Regions from separate parts of the Mus musculus genome. Here regions 1 and 2 are each linked to region 3. A link is a loop called in an ENCODE intact Hi-C map of the cell type or tissue named here. Cell type or tissue: heart. All regions are shown on one strand.

Region 1 (2,500 bases), 520 kb before region 3:
CATGTTGGCTCCTATGGGACCGAGTCAGTCAGCATCCTCTCCTTCCTTAAACCATCCTCAAAGTGATCATCAGAGCGCGTTAGGCCACGCCCTGCCTCCGCATCGCAGGGCATCTCAACATCTGGCAAAATGTGAACATGACATCTGGAGTCTGTTGATGCCACTATGACAGGCTAGGCTGAACTGGAAACAGCTCCTATACAGCCCCACAAGCCATCTTTCCCATAAAGCAAGCAGCATGGGCTGTTGCGTCGGGCATCGGTGGGGCACAGTTCTGCTCCTTCTGATTCAGCTGCGTCATGGGGAAAGAGGATCAGAAGGTATAGGGATGTTACAGTCTGTGTGGCTGGTACTCATCCCTTGGTGGAGGCTCCTTGCCCAACCCCAGCTCCCAGCTGAAGGCCAGCTGTGTCAAGGCTCCTGAAAAACCTCAGGATGAGACCCTCAGCAGGAGCCACCTTGTAATCTCTTCAACAAATGACAAGCCTTCTGCATTCCTCTGTTCCAGGGAAGGATGGTGGAGCCTTTGGAAATATGGCTTGTCATTCCATTGCTTGCTGTCTTCTGAGGTGAAAGGCTAACTTGCTTGATTGTTTTTGCCCGAGTTACAAGTTTAGGATGACCGAGGGACCATAGACTTGAGTCACATAACAGACAAATACCCCATGAGAGATCTGTAGGGAGCAACATGAACACCCCAGCTTAGCAACAGAGTAACTACCCAAACCAGACCTAGCATTTTCAGTCATCTGGATGCTGAGTGGAAACTGGGGGCATCTCGATGTAGGGAGAATCCTATGCACAACCTTCCCTGGCTTCTTGTGCATGCAGAAGCAGGAAGGAGCCAAGATGACTCCATTTACCTCCATGCTGTCGTCATTCCCTGAGGGGTGAGCCCTAACCATGTTAATCTTCACTAATATGAGGGCCTCACACTAGGAAAGCGGACTCTGTTCTTCCCGGAAGACTGAAGATCTTACCTCAGTGTTGTAAAGCCACCTGGACCAGTGCCTCTGAATGATCAGGTTAACTTAGAATCCTTTCATGGACAACTGGCCATCATAGCAAATGTTACACCAATATATGCTTGCCTTGGGCTTAGATAAGCTATGGGCACGGATGGTCTGTAGGTCCTTAGAGACGTGGGCTTCCGACAGCTACAGATCATAAATATCCTGAAAGGACCTCAAGTGGTAGCAGAATGCCTGTGTAGAAAAAGATCTATAATCATATAAAGATAAAATCAATGGTATCCTCAGCACTGACACAGTTGGGGACATCCCTTCTGAGGAGCCTTGTGGGTGATGCTGAGCCCCTGAGCCCGTGCTCTGCAGAAGGCACAGGCACCGAGAATGGAAGGAGTGGCTGGTAAGCCCAGCCAGCCGACACCCTGGAGTCAGCTATGGGCGTGACTGCCAAGGAGCTGAGGCTGGGGGATTATGTGTGAGGTGCCTGCCAGTCGAGACGAGGCTTGCTTAGCTCCTACTGGTCACAGCAGTGGGAGGCTTCCTTTCTGGCAGGCTTGGTGGAGCCGCTGGGCACAGCTGAGCCAGGTCCTTGGATGTCCCAACCATAAGCAGGCTCCAAGAAGCCAGGAGCTGAGGAGGCGGTTCCTGGCAGCAGGTCCTGTCCGATTCCTCTCCCAAGCATTCTTCCCCAGGAGTAGAGATTTAGTCTTTGGTTGTGCTAGCACCTGTGGTTGTAAAAAGTTTACCTATTATAGATGGGACACAAAAAAGGCTTGGAATTTCCCACTGAACAGAAACATTAAAAAGTATCCCCCTACCCTCCCCCCACTAAAGATCGCTGATTATTCTCACTGGCTGGATCTAGGGTTATGAAATAGACAGCAGATATTGCACAATGTGATTTCAATTTATTTGCCCAGTGTTTTTGCATAAACCTGTTTCCCTCAAAGTTGGTCTAAGAAATGAAAATTAGGGAAAACCAAGAAAGACCATGAACTCTACAGAGGAAATCAAGTGTTCCAGTAATCTAATCAAATAGCCCTGTGCGGGCGTAGAAAACAAGCAGTTCTATATAATGCATAGTTCCTATGCTGGTCTCACTATGCTGCCTGTACTAAGTGGCTAAGCATTTTATGTCTGTGGCCCCTCCAGACAAGGACACAAAAGGCCACACGGACAAAGGGAGGAGAAACAAGCAATTTTAATAGCAACCAAGTTGGTCCTATCATTGAGATCTTGTCTCTCCTTAATATTTTGCAATCATTTCAATTTTTAAGGAGGAAGAGCCCCATGGTCTACCTTTTTAGAACAGCGGTTCTCAATCTGTGGGTTGCGACCCCTTCAGAGACAAATGATCCTTTCACAGGGCTTTGCACATCATATAACCTGCATATAAGATATCCTGCAAATCAGATAACCTGCCTATCAGATATGTTGCATGTCAGATATTTACATTATAATCAATAACAGTAACAAAATTACAGTTATGAATTAGCAACAAGAATGACTTTATGGTTAAGGGTCACTACAGC
Region 2 (2,500 bases), 140 kb after region 3:
TCATAAACACCAAATAAATGACAGCCCCCATTCTGAGCGGGGAAAGGCAGAGAGAAGGCCGCACCCCTCCCCCATGAAGATCCATGTTTTATGAGAATACATCCTCTTAGATTGATGGCTTTGTTTTTCTGAACTGACAGGTTGATTAGGAAGGGGGCTAGTTACTCAGAATGATCTCCCGGGAGCATGGCAGGGTTCCCATACAGCAGCCTTTCAGTGCTTTCTCCTGGCACTCAGTCCATGCAAACAGTTTCCCCCGTGTGGAGACAGGCAAGGCTGTGTTTAATTTCCCCATTTCAAAGAAGCCCAGGGACTGTACAAAGGTAAAAGTCAGGTTGCACAAGGACTTACCTTTAAAATACTGAATATCAGTTGTTAGGGCGGATGCCAGCTCGTCGGTCGACACTTGCAACATACCTGCCACTGAAATCAAACACAGCTGTAAATAAGAAAGCACCATGCATTTCAACACTAAGAACACTGCGATTTGTGTCCATTGTGTGCATACTTCATGTTAGAAGGAGAGCAACTTCTACTCTCTGGCTTAAACTCATCTAGAGAAATGCCTTAGTACTCCAGACACTGGTGGGATCTTGTGTCTGTCTGGATTTAGTAAGGACATATTTTCCCCTTCACCACCCTTGTAGATAGGGCTGGATTATTTTTTTCCAAATTCCTTATTAAAATAACTTTGAAACAGGTGAAAATAGGCCATTTATTGGAAGCCCGTGGTTTGAGGATATTTTTTTAAAACTAGATGTGACCATGAAAACAATATCAAACAAGAGGGGCTTTTGAACATGGTGTTTAAAGGAAAGTAATTGTGAGTTTATAATGTTTAGCTAACGACTCCTCTCCAAATACTGTGTGGACAGCAGGTTGGGGCAAAGAATATTCTAATAATATCAAATGATCTAAAGTATATGATGATACCCCTGTGCAGAATGGGACCACGAAAGCACGTTTGTCAACCACCCCCTTTCGAGAAAAGAAAGAGGTTCTCCCCTCCCCCCAAGACTTCAGACCAGCTAGTGATTGTTGCAGCCAGCCGGATTCTGTGCTGTGTCGCCATCTGCTGGCAAAACTGTGAAACTGCACCCCCAACGACTTTGCCATCAAGGTGGTGGTGCTCCACTGACCTTGTTCCAGAAGCTGGAGGTCAGAGACAAAGGCCGAGTCAGCTTCTGTTAGTGCAGTGAACTGAATGTCTCCGATGTGTAGTATCGCCGATAGGATAACGAATAGGTTTTCCACCTCCTAAGTGTTTACAGAGAACAGATAGAATAATTCAGAGGTGGGAGCTCCAAGCAACCGGGAGCATTCTGGTGGGGTTGGGCTTGCCACTCTTCAGACCCACAGTGGGAGATTCAAGAAACTGCTCAAAATCAAATCTCAGCTCCATGTGCGTTGCCCTAAATTGCTGTTCTGGTATGAATCAGTGTGTTCTGGATAATCATTATTATATATATATATAAATAGTGATTGTAGTCCAATCACTTGCAGGAAACACCCCACTGTCCCAAGCTGTTCTTGCACATGGGTGCAGGGAACAGGAGAGGAGGGCCTGGTCTGGAAGCCTGGAACTGAGGGAAGAGTGGGACCTGAAGCTGGGAATTGCCACTTTCCCATTTATAAAGTAAGCACCTGGAGGTACTGATCTCAAGCAATTCTTAGGTATAGCATTCCATAATTAACAGAAGGCAGCATTTCCCACTGGACTCTGCAAGGTAGTCACCTCTACACAGGCAAGGAGGGCCTGTGCTGTTCTCGGGGGGGGGGGGTATGATTTATTCAGTGAGGAAGACAGAGCTTTGAGTGTTCACTATAACCCACGATATAATGCAGTGAAACTGAATCAGAGGAAAACTCCCCATGGAAGGAGGAGGAGTTCTGGGGTCCCGCTTTTGTCTGTAGTGGTGCAGTGGTGTCCCCCTGCCTTGTCAGCTTGCCTGCTACTGGATATGGTTGGTGCAGAGATGGAGGCTTCTCTGCAAAGTAGTCTCAAAGAACCACAAGCCCTTGCAGGTTTTGCTCTAAGAAACACAAGCCCTTGCAGATTTTGCTCTGAAGGCCTTATCGGCCAGAAATACTATCCTTTGAATTGTCATGGACTAAGGCCACCACTCCAAAGTGGAACAGATTTTGTTCTTCACATTGCTTCAAAGGCTTACGATGAAGGGATGGACATCAGGCCGTTTGTGTAAATGCACTGCCGTCTCCATCAGCTATGCCAGTCAGCAGGTGTGTTTTGCCTGTCCTGCCTTTGAGGATCAATTGTGGAACTTGAAAGGCGTTTCCAAGTGGATGATATTTTGGTAAAATGGTGCCCTGCCCCTGTCTGTGTTCCTGTTCCCTACAGGATCTAGAAACTCCAGGTTGGGGAGTGAGGATAAGAAAAGAGACATCACGGAAGCCAGCGCTAATACAGAGCATGCAAGTGGGCAGGGCCAGAAAAAGACAGACATGTAGAAATTGAATAACCAGGGTCAAAAGAACAAGA
Region 3 (2,500 bases):
ACAGCCTTAGAAATATTCATGAGCCTTGGAGCTACCTTTCACAGGCACCAAGGAGCATGCAGACACCCAAGTACATCACCACAGAGAGCGGCATCTGGGTGGAAGGAAACCAGAGCAGCCACGGACAAGACAGCACAAGATCTATCCATGGGCAAGAGGCCGGGGAGATGCCTCCTATTATTTGAGGTCAAGATTTGCATGAGGCAGACTAATTCCGTGTGGTGCCAACTCATTTGAATGTATCGGATTAAACAACAATAACATTGGAATTTCCGCTTCAAATTTCACACCACCAGTGGAGAGTAGGCACTTGCAGACAAGGAGCATGAGTAAGCAGACACCAATCCTGCTGGTCAGCCAGGAAGCGGGCGCCATCTTGCTTCTCATTGCTAAGCAGTGTCTAGGGTACAGCATTGTACCTGTCACAGAAGCATCAACGCTTTGTAAAATGTTGAATCAAGATACCGCCGCTGCCTTTATTTTCCTGCGTAAGACAAGATGGAATGGGGAATCTTGTTGGGAGTTTGTTTTTTGTTTTTAGTTTAGTTTAGTTTTGTTTTGTTTTGTGGCATGCAAACTGCTGTGGTTATACAATGAATAGTGAACCCTAGCTTCCAGAATCAGCCTTGTTGTGGGTAGTGGGCACCCTATGGGCCTAGACTGGGTGCAGTGACTGTCTGAGGTAAAGACACTTAAGAATATACCTTTCCTGTTGAAGAACGTAAACATGAGGTATTTATAAATATTAACAAAGGTTGAGCCCCAGCGTGCACTTCCAGTTCACCCAGTGATGGGGAGTGGTGTGAGAAAAGAAAGACAAAGCATCCCAGACCACAAGGTACTTACTTGTGTAACCTATTCCCTCCAGTACACTCAAAACCTTCCACAGGCCAACTTTAAAGCCCTTCTAAAACAAACAGTATTCGAAAATAAAAACACGGTTCTGTAAGATTTAATTTATAAAATACAGACTTCCAAACTCAAAATATTCTTTATCTGAAATGTTTATATAATCGAGTAGAATATCAGAAACTTATGATGATTTCTACTTGGATTAAGCAAGCCTTAAATGAAAGTGCTACCAGGCTCTGGATCTAGGAAATATCTGTATATCTATGCCTCCGTCTATATTTAAGCCTCTATGTGCCTCTTGGCCTCTACAGAAGGTAGAGCTTCCATACAGTAGTCAACCCAGCTACTGTATGGAAGACATGTTATAGTAGTCTTCTGCTGTAATCATTTCCAAGTACTTGTTTACATCTGGAACGCTCTGGATTCACGGGGTCAGGGAATAATGAAATGAGTGTTGTGCTTTCGTTGTGTTTTAAGGGAATAACTTGTGAATCAAACTCATCTTAGCTCTGTCTGGCTCCCTTCTACTTTTCTCCTCAGACTTCTACCACACGCTGTATTCCGTGGATACCCCATCTTCCTGGGATCCTGTTCAGTGACTTTCAGTTAAGAGTCCATAAAGACAAACATGCCGGGAACTACCACTCAGAGCAATAGCGCCTCCTGGTGTCCTGGCCAAGCCTCCTTTGCCATTTGAAAAGGGCCTCACATTTTCAAAGGAAGCAACGAGAAATAATTAGCATGGTGATTCTCAGATCATCAGAAGAAAACCCTGTGGCAGTTAGCTGAAACTTTAGCTCTTACAGGGCAAAGGCAAATAACTATCTGGTCATATTTCACCTCAATGGCTTAACTGGTCTAATTCTGTCTCTGGAATTTATAGGACTGTTTACCTGTAACCCGAAAAGTACATATTCAACAGTCTTGAGTTTTCTCACCCAAGCTCTGTGACTGTTACTGTCACACGGAAGCAATAAAATATGTATTTAACCCCTCTACCCCTGGTCTTTTCTCAGGCAGCATCAAGGAAAGAATTGTGGAAAGAGCTGTACTGGACAGACCCACTGCTCTGTCAGGCTTTGTAGAGGAACACTAGGCAAGCTTATCTTTTCTCTGAGCCTCTGTTTCCCCACCTGTATTATGGGCATATTCGTAGTAGTTAACTCAGAATAGAGTGTGGGAGCAGCAGGCTGTTAAAAATGGTGCCTGAAGCCCCCCACTGCTGTTAGTCCAACATGGCTAATCTTTTCAGTCAGGTCTATGTGCCTCTCCCCACCCCCAACTCTGTGTTCTGTATTATTAGAATGTCCATGATTATTTAGCTCACAAGAAAAATCTAAAGCCTGGAATGTTGACTTGTGCCTGTTAAATCCCACCACTCTGGAAGCTAAGGCAGGAGGGTTGCCATAAGTTGGAGGTCAGCTTAGGCTACAAATTGAGACTCTGTCTCAAAGATAAACAGAAAGTGAACTATTTTAATGTACACTGTTATTCATGAAATCCTACAAGGAGGTCTCCAGAATAGTCCTGGGATAGAATTATATACCAGAGAACCGACCTTACTTCTGTACACAATTTCTCCCTTACTATTGCATAACACATTTGTGTTCAAAATACCTGCAACGGGAAATTCACTGACAGTTTAGTG

Evidence for each region. A loop is a pair of places that touch in the nucleus more often than their neighbours do. Peaks named below come from ENCODE experiments on the same cell type or tissue, not always from the same donor. Only the 100,000 strongest peaks of a DNase experiment are listed, where the experiment ranks them.
Region 1: a loop joins it to region 3, with 3.0 times the contacts of the local background. A loop is called at or near these places in 2 of 42 quality-filtered maps.
Region 2: it touches region 3 in a loop (4-fold over the local background); 12 of 42 quality-filtered maps call a loop at or near these places.

The regions. Positions count from the first base shown.
Region 1 is chr8:11,088,483-11,090,982 of GRCm38, reverse strand. No RefSeq gene overlaps it. Among named protein-coding and RNA genes, the nearest start is that of Irs2, 81 kb to the right of the region's middle. In heart, no CTCF peak of the experiment used is centred here; a DNase peak (open chromatin) is centred at 1,522; H3K27ac peaks cover 1,067 bases.
Region 2 is chr8:10,437,556-10,440,055 of GRCm38, reverse strand. Myo16 (myosin XVI) reads right to left here. Exons shown (of 35, transcript NM_001319151.1): 18 at 1,140-1,257; 19 at 352-423. Among named protein-coding and RNA genes, the nearest start is that of Gm51561, 8.6 kb to the right of the region's middle. In heart, no CTCF peak of the experiment used is centred here; a DNase peak (open chromatin) is centred at 1,085; H3K27ac peaks cover 251 bases.
Region 3 is chr8:10,573,301-10,575,800 of GRCm38, reverse strand. The region is part of intron 32 of Myo16 (myosin XVI); the gene reads right to left. Among named protein-coding and RNA genes, the nearest start is that of Gm32330, 99 kb to the left of the region's middle. In heart, a CTCF peak has its summit at 1,523 (motif pointing left); no DNase peak of the experiment used is centred here.